Linked DNA regions of Homo sapiens: all the other regions are linked to region 1. The links are chromatin contacts, found by Hi-C in ENCODE. All regions are on one chromosome and are shown on one strand. The core of a region is the stretch at or near the end of the contact, and the rest is flanking DNA. Distances in the headings are between cores, read along the strand shown. Region 1 holds the start of TIMM17A (translocase of inner mitochondrial membrane 17A). Region 2 holds the start of ZBED6 (zinc finger BED-type containing 6). Region 3 holds the start of TMEM183A (transmembrane protein 183A).

What was found. Hi-C counts contacts between places; a loop is a spot of excess contacts on that map. Pooled maps may share reads with other maps.
Region 2: a loop to region 1 is called in a pooled map, with 15 times the contacts of the local background. The contact joins the promoter of ZBED6 here to the promoter of TIMM17A in region 1. A Hi-C loop is called at or near these places in 6 of 50 pooled maps.
Region 3: a map of CD8-positive, alpha-beta T cell shows a loop between it and region 1 (3-fold over the local background). The contact joins the promoter of TMEM183A here to the promoter of TIMM17A in region 1. A Hi-C loop is called at or near these places in 1 of 168 maps with a recorded cell type or tissue (CD8-positive, alpha-beta T cell), 3 of 37 single-sample maps with no recorded cell type and 7 of 50 pooled maps.

Annotation. Positions count from the first base shown.
Region 1 is chr1:201,953,106-201,957,213 of GRCh38, forward strand. TIMM17A (translocase of inner mitochondrial membrane 17A) reads left to right here and starts at 2,398. Exons shown (of 6, transcript NM_006335.3): 1 at 2,398-2,447. The coding sequence starts at 2,422. RefSeq lists an enhancer at 2,387-2,676.
Region 2 is chr1:203,793,065-203,797,172 of GRCh38, forward strand. It overlaps ZBED6 (zinc finger BED-type containing 6), which reads left to right and starts at 2,559. Exons shown (of 17, transcript NM_001395895.1): 1 at 2,559-4,108. It overlaps ZC3H11A (zinc finger CCCH-type containing 11A), which reads left to right and starts at 2,559. Exons shown (of 18, transcript NM_001376342.1): 1 at 2,559-2,730. RefSeq lists an enhancer at 2,260-2,679.
Region 3 is chr1:203,005,435-203,009,542 of GRCh38, forward strand. It overlaps TMEM183A (transmembrane protein 183A), which reads left to right and starts at 1,940. Exons shown (of 8, transcript NM_138391.6): 1 at 1,940-2,140; 2 at 2,340-2,429; 3 at 3,209-3,376. The coding sequence starts at 2,032. It also overlaps the pseudogene MGAT4FP. RefSeq lists enhancers at 1-517, 1,159-1,288, 1,292-2,066, 2,067-2,839, a cis regulatory region at 269-618 and a silencer at 1,999-2,248.

The DNA.
Region 1 (4,108 bases), core at 1,148-3,647:
AAATATTAATTTTATGTATATATATATATATATATATAGAGAGAGAGAGAGAGAGAGAGAAACAGAAACAGAAGGATATATATATATTTGCACACAATAAGATATATATATGTGTGTGTATATATATATCCTCTTGGTTCTGTTTCTCTGGAGAACCCTGACTATTCCTGGTGATTTAGTCAAAATAACTGATCTCACAAGAGGCAGATACATAAGCCAGTATTAACTACCAAGTGGAGAAGAATAGTTATAAACACAGGCCAGGGTATTCTCTTCTATATCGAAATCTATTCAGAAGCCAAATAAGAAGAAGAAGATTGCATAATAAATATGGAATAAGAACAAAGGGAGGTAGCTAGAGCTAGAGCTAAGGGATATTTTATCTGGGTCCTGGTGAGAGTGCAAATCTCTAGTTACTAAAATATTTATACCCACCAGGTCTTCGGTGCTGACTAAATGTCAGATTCCTGCCCTCTGAATTCCTCCATGTCCCCTCTCCCACATTCTCTCTTTGGCCTGTACAATTAAATAGAGTTAACTATTCTTAATTACAGTCACATTCTGAACACGTCTTCTCCACCTTACACACCCAAATCAGATAACTAGTATGAACCATTCTCACGTGCAAGACACATTTATTGATAATCTTTAGTTCCATGGAGGGTTCGATTCATCTGCTTACTTTATTTCCAAGCTTTTGGAGAGACCCTCACTCCTCTTTGCAGTCTTCCTTTATTTATTTATTTATTTGAGGTGGAGTCTCGCTCTGTCACCCAGGCACAATCTTAGCTCACTGCAACTTCCACCTCCCACGTTCAAGCCATTCTCCTGCCTCAGCCTCCTGACTAGCTGGGATTACAGGCAACACGCCAGGCTAAATTTTGTATTTTTAGTAGAGACGGGGTTTCACCATGTTGGTCAGGCTGGTCTCGAACTCCTGACCTCGTGATCCGCCCGCCTCGGCCTCCCAAAGTGCTGGGATTACAGGCGTGTGCCACTGCGCCCGGCCTCTTCCATTATTTATGACATTGACTTTTCCGTAAAATAAATATATACATATTTTTAAAGTTAATTACAAACGTACAGAATGGAGAGGAGCACTTTAACAGCCATCACATGATTGGGATTTTGTTGACAGTAAACTAAAAGCTCCATGGGTCCCAACCTTTTTTTTTTTTTTTTTTTGACAGTGTCTCACTCTGTCACTAGAGTGCAGTGGCATGATCACAGCTCCCTGCGGGGTAGATCTCCTGGGCTCAAGCTATCTTCCCGCCTCAGTCTCCCGAACAGTCAGGGCTACAGGCACGTGTCACCACGCCCGGCCTGGTCCCCATAAGTCCCCTCTTCTCCGAGCCAAACATCTTCACACCTTCTGGTGATCATTAGTGGAGAGGCCTGTGAGAGGCTCTGGTGTCAATGTCCCTGAAATCGAGGGCTCCAAATTGGTCATGGCTCTCCAGATGGCCCAAACAGTTCCAGTTCACAAACATTTATTGAGCATCTACTACATTCCAGGCACTGTGGTTATTATAAATCACTGAGACACTGTTTGCCCTAAAGGAGCTACGTGTATTTGGTAACAGCTTCACAGTAAGTGACGAATAAGATAGCATTAATCCACATTTGACAGCAAAAGTACCAAAAAAGAAAGAAAGAAAAAGAAGAGAGAGAAAGGAAAGAAAAGAAAAGAAGAGAAAGAAAGAGGCCGGGTGCGGCGGCTCACGCCTGTAATTCTAGCACTCTGGGAGGCCGAGGTGGGCGGATCACGAGGTCAGGAGTTCGAGTCCAGCCTGATCAACATGGCGAAACCCCGTCTCTACTAAAAAAACATAAAAATTAGCCGGACCTGGTGGCGCCCGCCTGTAGTCCCAGCTACTCAGGAGGCTAAGGCAGGAGAATCGCTTGAACTCGGGAGGCGGAGGTTGCAGTGAGCCGAGATCTCGCCGCTGCACTCCAGCCTGGGCGACAGAGCCAGACTCTGTCTCAAAAAAAAAAAGAAGAAGAAAAGAAAAAGAAAGAAAGAAAAAGGATGGAAGGAGAGAAGAAAAGGAAAGGGGGAAGGGAAGGGGGAAGGGAAGGCGGAAGGGAAGGGAAAGAAAGAAGCGTATTTAGGCAGTATCGCGTTGATTTCAGTCCACGGAACCTCTGGTGACCGGGTAGTGTGACTCCGTCATTGGTAGCCCCCCGCCCACACAGCCGGGACTCGCGGCCTTTGAGGACGTGGGCAGGGCCAGTCTCGCCACGCCGCGGCCAATGCCCCGACCACACGCTGGCCACAGGAGTCCTGGCTCCCATTGGCTGCAGCGGGAAATGGTGAACCAATGCTCATAGACCTTAACGCCCTCCTCTCGGGATCACTTCCGCCTCTGGGGTCAGGCTCCGCCCAGCTTGCCCGGCATCACTCGCGGCATTGGAGTCAAGATGGAGGAGTACGCGCGAGAGCCTTGGTGAGCTTCACCGCTGTCTTTGCATTTCTCTTGCCCCCCTGCCCACTGCCCTCCTTCTCCCTTGTCCAGGCTCCCAAGGTGCAAGCCAGACTCAACCGCAGCCTCGTCGACTTGGGCCTGGTAACTGGGCAATGCGGTCTTTCGCGGCCAGTCGGCTTCTTAGCCCTGTACTTAGTACCTCCCCGGCCGCGTGAGCCTCCCTCTCCCAACCCAGCACCCGTGTGACCTTGTGATGGATGGTAAGGAGGTCCAGACTTGAGTTTGATAGAACCTCGGAACCTCCTCCCAACGCAGGGCGTAATCGACTTTATGCGGGGCCAGTTATAATCCCCCCTGTTCGTCGAGGTGACCTTGGGCGCGTCCCTCCGTCTCGCCTTGCTCAGTTCCTGCGTTGAGGAACTGAAGAATAGGCATTTGAGGGAGTGTCATTCTTGAGGTTTTACTTGTATCATGATATGTGTCCACAGAGTGAAGCATTTTAAATGAATGGAACATAGATTTTAGCCAAGGGGTCTGGATAAGCTTCTTTATTGCGTGGGGCCTTGTTTTCCTTCTTGGAATTCTTTCTTGAGGGTAGAGGGGGACAAAAATTACCTGGGAAATAGGAAGAGGTAATAGCATGTGTTCTCTGAAAAGCCATGGACAGAAATTCATTGTTACATCCAGCGTTTATTGAGTATGAATAAACCAGACACATAGATAATTATAAAACGATGTAATTGCTGTCAGAAGTCTCAGGTTGCCAGAGTTTAAAGTTTCTAGGGTCATAGGTAAAAAATCAAATCTTGATATTTCGGTTAATCATTTGTTTTATTGTGTAAGAGCAACAACCAAGATGTCCTCAATTTGTGAAAGTGCCCAGGACCTTAAATTACTACTCTGGTATCCTAGCCTTGTTGCATGTTTTATGTTCCCCTCTCCCATAAATGGCATACAAAATATAAGTTTTAGGGTCTCCTGGCTCTTCAAACTTATCTTCTTCAAAGCAGTTATCCTCCATTCTGGATTGTGCTCAGATATGTAGGACTCAGCACACTGTAAATAGCTGTTTGATGTACTATAATGACACAGGTTAGCAGAGAGTTAAAATATTTAACTATGTTGAGTTAAAGATCTTAGAAAAATAAGGCCGGGTGTGGTGGCTCACGCCTGTAATCCCAGCACTTTGGAAGGCCGAGGCGGATCACGAGGTCAGGAGTTCAAGACCAGCCTGGCCAGTATGGTGAAACCCCGTCTCTACTAAAAATACAAATATTAGCCGGGCGTGGTGGCACGCGCCTGTAGTCCCAGCTACTTGGGAGGCTGAGGCAGGAGAATCACTTGAACCCAGGAGACGGAGGTTGCAGTGAGCCAAGATTGCGCCATTGCACTCCAGCCTGGGTGACAGAGTGAGACTCCATCTCAAAAAAAAAAAAAAAAACAACTTAGAAAAATAATGGGTTTTCATTTACTAAATCATTAGGTAGCCCCTTTGCTTTCTCTTAGTACGTATGCCCTGAAACAATATAATCAGTTACCTGGTTATCTTTGTAGTCAAAACTGCTTTGATTTTTTGACTGCCCTGTTTGATTACAGCATTTCCTCAAGTCATTTTATAGGCCAAATATTTATTGGTTGCAGTGGGCCCTGCAGTATAATCTGTTCCATTATAATCCTTACTG
Region 2 (4,108 bases), core at 1,309-3,808, 1.8 Mb after region 1:
AGATACTAATGGAAAATGAAACATGATTGTTTCCATCAATAAGGGACTGGTGAAATAAATTGTAAAAAGAGGCTTACAGAGAGCGGGATGGGAGCTATTAAAAAGAATGTAGGCCGACGTGGGCAGATTACCTGAGGTTAGGAGTTCCAGACCAGCCTGGCCAACATGGAGAAACCCCGTCTCTACTAAAAATACAAAATTAGCCTGGCGTGGTGGTGCATTCCTGTAATCCCAGCTACTCAGGAGGCTGAGGCAGAAGAATAGCTTGAACCCGGAAGGCGGAGGTTGCATTGAGCCGAGATTGTGCCATTGCACTCCAGCTTGGGAAACAAGAGTGAAACTCTGTCTCAAAAAAAAAAAAAAAAAAAAGAATATGGTAGGCCTCTAAGTGCTGATGACCATTAAAAGATATTCAAGATATATTGTAAAGTGAAAAAAGCAAATTGCAAAACGGTATGTATAGTTTTAGCCTGTTCATATTTTCATTCATTCTAAGATGTACATCCTTTCCTAGCCTGTCACCTAGGCTGGAGTGCAATGGCGTGATCTTGGCTCACTGCAACCTCCACCTCCCAGGATCAAGCAATTCTCTTGCCTCAGCCTCCAAGTAGCTGGGATTACAGATGCGTGCCACTGTGCTGGGCTAATTTTTGTATTTTTAGTAGAGGCAGGATTTCACCATGTTGGCCAGGCTAGTCTCGAACTCCTGACCTTGTGGTTCGCCCGCCACAACCTCCCAAAGTGCTGGGATTAGAGGTGTGAGCCACCCTGCCCGGCCGGCCTGTCAGTTTAATTGGCAGTTGTTGGTTTTTTTCTTCCACTTAGAGGCTTGTAAAATAAAAGTGTATCTTACAATCAATGATACTTTAGGTTTACTGAAATATAACTATAAACTCTATATAGCACACTAGTCAGGCCAGGACTGCATCTTGGAGAGTCCTAGGTTGGAAAACCCTTAAGCTATGTGGAGAGCCCTCTGGTAAATTTTAAAAACCCTAGGTGTCGTGGCACAGACAGAAATTGGTTACCAGTAAGAGTCACACAGACCAAAAAAATGAAGACCAAAACAAAAGAAAAAGAAAAAGAAAGAAAAAAAGAAATTGGCTACCAGGAACTTGCTTATTAGGTCTGTTGACATGGCAATGCCAGAGCACTGTCACGTAAGGCAGAGATTGGAGCTAAGATTCTAAAGTTGTGGTTCTTACTTTGAAAGGAGATAAAAGCCCAGATATGAGGAGGCTCAGGACCCCTCTGCTCTGATAAATTCCTAGTCTTGGGCTGCCTGGGACTCGCACATCACCAACCCGGCAGCTGGAAGAACAAGCACACGAGGAAATAAAAGGTGCCTGAAGTCCCATCTGCTTTATCATCAAGTGTTTCCTTTCTTAGTAGCACAACTATATCCTTTACCCAAGTTAGGTAAAATGTTGCCACCTAATTAGAGTTCTGCTGAGCCACTACCCCAGGGGGACCTTGGGCTCCTATTATATGTGTAATATATTTAAGTATATTTTCAGTGTAAAAGCCAGAAAGGATATATGGTAAGTTAATGAGAGCTATTTCTCAAGAATGAGATTAATAGAGATTTTAACTTTCTACTCTCTATATTTCTGTATTGTTTCTAAAAAAACTTACGTGTATTAAGTTTTTTACTTTTTTTTTTTTTTTTTTTTTTTGAGATGGAGTCTTACTCTGTCGCCAGGTTGGAGTGCAGTGGTGCGATGTCAGCTCAATGCAACCTCTGCCTCCCAGATTCAAGCGATTCTCCTGCCTCAGCCTCTCGAGTAGTTGGGACTACAGGCGCGTGCCACCACGCCTAGCTAATTTTTGTATTTTTGGTAAAGATGAGGTTTCACCATGTTGACCAGGATGGTCTCGATCTCTTGACCTTGTGATCCGCCTGCCGAGGCCTCCCAAAGTGCTGGAATTACAGTCGTGAGCCACCGCACCGGCCACGTGTATTACTTTTATAACCGGGGGAAAAAGTAAAAACATTCAAAAGGGAAAATAAGGGACAATGTTAATAATGAAGCAGGGATGAGACTGCTGATTGCGACCTCCAACTAACTCTCCTGAATTTTGTCACGAGCATGAATTACTTTTCCAATACACAAATTTGCTTTAAGAAATCAAAGAAACACCCCCCCAAAGCCCAATCTCACTTCTTCAAGTAAAAAATAAACTAACAAATCATTCTACATTGCATGCTTAGGAAAAGTACAGTTTATTTCTAAATTAAATGTATACATGGTTTGGGAGATTTACTCATTAAGCAAACACTTTGGTAAGAATAAATTGAGCGCTTACTGAATGGCAGTCTCAGTTCCTGCGGCCCTCCCGCTTATTACCTCATTTGATTTAAAAACAAAAACAAAACGTTATGAAAGCCGGCTTCGAGGCATTCCTCTGAAGGGAAGGGACTCCCCGACCCAGCGCCTCCCCCGTCACGTGACCCTGTGACCCGGAGCAGCCATCTTAGGCATCGCCTCATAGAGGAACTACATCTTCCAGAATCCTCGCGCCCTGCGTCGTGCTGGCACTTTTACCGGCCGGGCCTTAGAGCGGAGCCTGTAGCCAGGCGCCATCTTTGACGCTGGCAGTCTTGGTTTTCTGCTAGTGCTGCTGCTGCTGGGAGGACGACGGACGGCAGCGGCCAAGCAAGAAGAAAGACGTGGCAGCAAGCGGGAGTCGGGGATAGTGTCATCGGTTCGGTAAAGTTTCTGTTCTCTGGTAACTAGACCCGTTTTTTTGATTCCCGGGTGGCTTGGGGCCGGGGAGGTGGGGGAGAGGGCGAGGGGAGTGGCAGCGGCCTCCCCTCGCCCCTGGGTCGCGGCCTATCCCGGGAAGTCAGAGCGGATCCTTCAGCTTCGCCGTAACGACCCCTCCCCCCCACCTCCCGGTCGCGGCCCTCGCCGGGGCTGGCTGGGAGCCCCAGGCTCCCGCTCACTTTTCCCATCCTCCCCACCCCCACCCCGTTCACCCCACCCCCACGGCGCCTGCTCCTTTCCCAGCCAACCTTCCTCCCCTCCCCCACATCCGGTGTTCGCTAATCTCGAGGAGCCCGGAGCAGCCCCGAAAACCGACTGTTCCCCCGAATCCCGAAGAGAGAACTGACACTAGATTGCTTTCTTCGGGGCAACAGTTTCTCTAGTTGAGCGGACCCTCACTGCCTAAATCAATCAGACTGAGTGCCGGGCGCTGAATTTACCTACTCTCATTCCTCTCCAGGGTCCCGGTACTTTGGAGCTTGTCTCAAACTCCACATACAGAAAGCCACCGACCTTATTCCGGTATCCTACACCCATTCCCCACTCTCATTACACTCCCACCCCTGGCCCTCAGCGTCGGAGTCAAGAGCAACAGGGACACTTCCGTTCTCCTTGTAGGACTGGTGAAACCGTAATGAAGAACACCCCTAAACTCCCATAATCGGTGCGGATTCCTATGGGGAAGGCCTATATTGTTGACATCTTCCAGGCCTTGGTTCTGGACCTTGAGAAAGAGGCTGTGGAACTAGAGATAGCGATGCTTTTTAGGGTAAATGTATGTAGGTATTGGGGGAAGGGGAGGGATCAATCGAAAAATGGAAGTGGTTTAAAGTTCATATTTCACTTTTTGCTATCTCTATAGCGTACAACTTGTGAGTTACTTACAGGCTGTAAAAGCTTCTCAAGTCTAAAAATATCTGAAAACTAAACTTGAATTAACTCTTAATACAAACAGTACTTTGAAAATGCAGCATTTAACCTTGTTTTAAAATTTTTTTCTCAAAGCATTTTTTTCCAGCCACTCACATTTTAAAAGGTTGTATTACTTTTAGTTAGAACTGAAAGGGCTCAACTAGCATTTGCTGTGACCAGTATGCGGAGTCTGTGTTGGCTTTCCAGAATTGACTTTTTGGGTTGTATTGGCAAATCACAGTCCTAAATGATGAATGTTGAATGATGCACTATGTTTTTGTTTAAATGAGATTTCCTGAAAATAGTTAATTTCAGAATTAAGGGAAATTGATGTCGCTATCATGAGGCATCATAAAAATATGTATTTTACAAGGTGAAGGCATTTCAAGTAGATATAGTTCTTGATGAAGCAGGAAGAACATGGATCT
Region 3 (4,108 bases), core at 690-3,189, 1.1 Mb after region 1:
TTACTTTTCATGCGCGTCTGTGTGAAGAGACCACCAAACAGGCTTTGTGTGAGCAATAAAGCTCTTAATCACCTGGGTGCAGGCGGGCTGAGTCGGAAAAGAGAGTCAGTGAAGGGAGATAAGGGTGGGGCCGTTTTATAGGATTTGGGTAGATAAAGGAAAATTGCAGTCAAAGGGGATTTGTTCTCTGGTGGGCAGGAGTGGGGGTCGCAAGGTGCTCAGTGGGGGAGCTTTTTGAGCCAGGAAAAGGACTTTCACAAGGTAATGTCATCACTTAAGGAAGGACTGGCCATTTTCACTTCTTTTGTGGTGGAATGTCATCAGTTAAGGCGGGGCAGGGCATTTTCACTTTTGTGATTCTTCAGTTACTTCAGGCCATCTGGGCGTACACGTGCAAGTCACCAGGGATGCGGTGGCGTGGCTTGGGCTCAGAGGCCTGATAATACTAGCCCAGGGTCCTGCTCCCTTACAGTTCTGTAATCTTCACTCAGTGACTCGCTTCTGTCTCAATACAAAGGAAAGACGTTATTTTTTCTTTTTCTCCTTTTTTTTTTTTTGAGGCAGGGTATCGCTCTGTAGCCCAGGCTGGAGTGCAGTGGCGCAATCATGGCCCACTGCAGCCTTGACCTCCTGGACTCAAGTGACCTTCCTGCCTCTGCGATAGTTTTTCATGGATGCTTCTAGTAGTTTTTTGGAGGTATGGTGTGTTAGGAACAAACTGCCCCAAAAAGCTTCTTGGTACTGCCGACACTTCCCCCAAACCTCTCCGTGCTGCTCACTCCTCCCCCTAATGCTCTGCAACTCTTCTCCTTCCCCCAAGCCTCTTTACACTTCTAAGTCCTTATGAAGCCAGCAGACTTCACTTATCAGACCTTGCTGCAATAAACAAACCCCAATTACAAATCATCCGGACCGCACAGGGGAAGGTGATGGGAAGCATAAACAAACTTTACCTACACCCTCCTGTAATAAACGTCACAAGCTAATATGTGGCAAAATTAACCAGCAAACAACCCCAGGGTCTCTCTCCCCCATATAAACCCCTCATTTTGTAAGCTCAGGGGTGCCTCCTCTGTCTGTGGTGGAGCAGCCGTCAGGTTAATAAACTTCCTCGGCTGACCTTGGGTCTCTCTTTCGTCCTTTCTCTCGGCTAACCTTATATGGTGATAGATTGGAAACTTTTTTTTTTTTGAGACGGAGTCTTGCTCTGTCGCCCAGGCTGGAGTGCAGTGACCCGATCTCAGCTCACTGCAAGCTCCGCCTCCCGGGTTCATGCCATTCTTCCGCCTCAGCCTCCCGAGTAGCTGGGACTACAGGCGCCCGCCACCACGCCCGGCTAATATTTTGTATTTTTAGTAGAGACGGGGTTTCACCGTGTTAGCCAGGATGGTCTCGATCTCCTGACCTCGTGATCCGCCCGCCTCGGCCTTCCAAAGTACTGGGATTAGGGGCGTGAGCCACCGCGCCCGGCCGATTGGAAGCTTTTAAGAACTCCTTCTCCTATTTTGAGAATTCAGAAATTTATTTATAGCTTTCGTAAAATAGAGTGAAGACTCTTACAGACCTATGTTAGACTAGCAGGCGCTCAGTCTCTGTGGTCCGAGATAGAGCACGAAGATGACAGTGTATATGCATTTTGGTGCTGAAGTGGACCTGGAGTGTGGACAGAGGAGTTACTAAGAAGAATCCCGGAGACCAGGATGTAAACTCTCAATTCTAATCAACACAGGTGTGGGCTATGGTTCTGAGACACCATTCATCTCACACGAGGTACGGCGATACGCGACACCACCCAGTACAACAGCTCTCTCTCCACCTGGAACCCGGACCCAGCTTGATTCGCGGGTGCCGGATGATGACGTATCCTTGCACCTGGCGATGATTGGTTCGCGTGGAGAGGCGTCGTCCGACAACGCGACTCGGAACCCGGACCTATGTTCTCGCGAGAGTTAGCGGCCTCCGGTGTGGGATGGCCGCGGAGCCGGGCGGAGCTGGCTTGCGGCTCCCGGGGCCGGCTCTCCGGCCGGAGACATGGCCCGGGGGCCCGGCCCGCTAGGCAGGCCTCGCCCCGATACGGTCGCCATGCCCAAGAGAGGAAAGCGACTCAAGTTCCGGGCCCACGACGCCTGCTCCGGCCGAGGTGGGCGAGGGGGGCAGGGGCGCTGAAACATTTTGGGGGCTGGCGGCTGGGAGGGGGCTGGACCGTGCCGAGGTGAGCGCTCGCGTGCCCGCGGCTGGAGGGCGGCTCGGTCCGGGGGCCTGCAGCGAGGAGGAGGTGTTGGCGGGGAAGACGCTGACGAGAGAAGGCCTCTTCCTTGAGGGTTGGTGCTGTGTTGCAGTGACCGTGGCGGATTACGCCAACTCGGATCCGGCGGTCGTGAGGTCTGGACGAGTCAAGAAAGCCGTAGCCAACGCTGTTCAGCAGGAAGGTAAGCTTTGCGCGAGCCTTTAAAGACTCATGCCGCGAAGACAGAACTAGGTATTTTATTTCTGTTTTTCTTGCAGTCCTTTAGTCGTCTTCCTGTAACCGTGTTTGCTTTCGTTAGTGTTAACTTACATATTGGGGTGGAGGAGGATTAGTCAAGAGTAGCAGTTTCTGTAGCAGAAATATTTTCTTTCTTTCTTTGCATTTAAAAACATGTTTGCATACTTTTTAGTTTCCACTGCATTCTTCTTGGTTATTAATCTCTTTGCTGTAGTTCACATGTTTTACTCTGCAGTTTGCTTCCTTGTTTAATAACCTTGGAGTGTTCTTTTCCTTTTCTGGTGTTTCTCTTGCTTTCAGTCTGTTTACTCATGGGTCTGAGACTTGTGTTTTATGACACCTACTGCCTCCAGCTCAGGACCAGGATTAAATTGGATTCAATTTGTCTCAAACATTTCTCTGTAGACCTTATGAGAATACAAATCAGCTTTTATCCTGCAGGGTTTATAGTGGAAAAATTGTACACACCTTTTTTCTTCAGGGCTGAAAAAAGGAGTTTCTGCAACTTTGGAGTCAGTTTGCCCATTGCTTTCCTTTTTTTTTTTTTTTTTTGTATTTAAAATACTAAAATCTTTATTTTTTTTGGTGACAGATTCTCACCTTTCTCTCTCAACGATGTTTTTTTTCCCCCCTTTCCTGAATGGATGCTGATACCTTGGCTAAGTTGTTTGTATTTCTGGGTGGAGCTGTGTGCCATCTCATTCTCCTTTTATTTTCTTCTAGTAAAATCTCTTTGTGGCTTGGAAGCCTCTCAGGTTCCTGCAGAGGAAGCTCTTTCTGGGGCTGGTGAGCCCTGTGACATCATCGACAGCAGTGATGAGATGGATGCCCAGGAGGAAAGCATCCATGAGAGAACTGTCTCCAGAAAAAAGAAAAGCAAGAGACACAAAGGTATGGAGCTTGTTCTCTTTTGGTTTATTAGACCTGCCTGTGGTGACAAATTGAAGATGTTACTTTCCCAGTAGCACAGGAGGAGATATAAGACGTGATACCAGGAGAGTTTAAAGAAAACTTGGCTCTCCCTAAGAACCTTGGTAGTGGGCCGGGATTTAATACACCTGGGCTTTCTTTTTTCTTTTGTCTGAATTCGAGAGGGAAAGAGATTAGTACGTGTTAGTAGAGTTCTGGAGCTGTGAACTGGACTCTAGTAGCCCTTCATTGAGAACATGTTATTATCAGGTAAAAACCCATAAGGCAATGTGAAAATAAAAGGCCTTTGCATTTCTGGATTTCTGAATGTGTAAGGAAGCAGAGATGTAACCAAAAAATGTTTTCCAAAGTATGTGGATTTTACGTTAACTAGTTTTGTTACACACAAACATAGACATTATCGTGGGCTTTTAAGTGCTCTGCAATTAGTAATGTCTGCTTTATGTCTAATAAGTATTGTGGGAAATAGAAAAGTAGGTGATTTTTTTATATCCTAATGGCAATGAAATGTACACAAATGAAACAAAGAATAATAAACTGATGATAATATAACGTGCCAAACCATCATTCAGATTCTGGGTTTTCCTTCAGACTTAATGAGTCAGAATCTCTTGGGGTGGAACTCAGAATTTTTATTTATTTATTTTTTTGAGACAGGGTTTTGGTCTCTTGCCTGGGCTGGAGTGTAGTGGA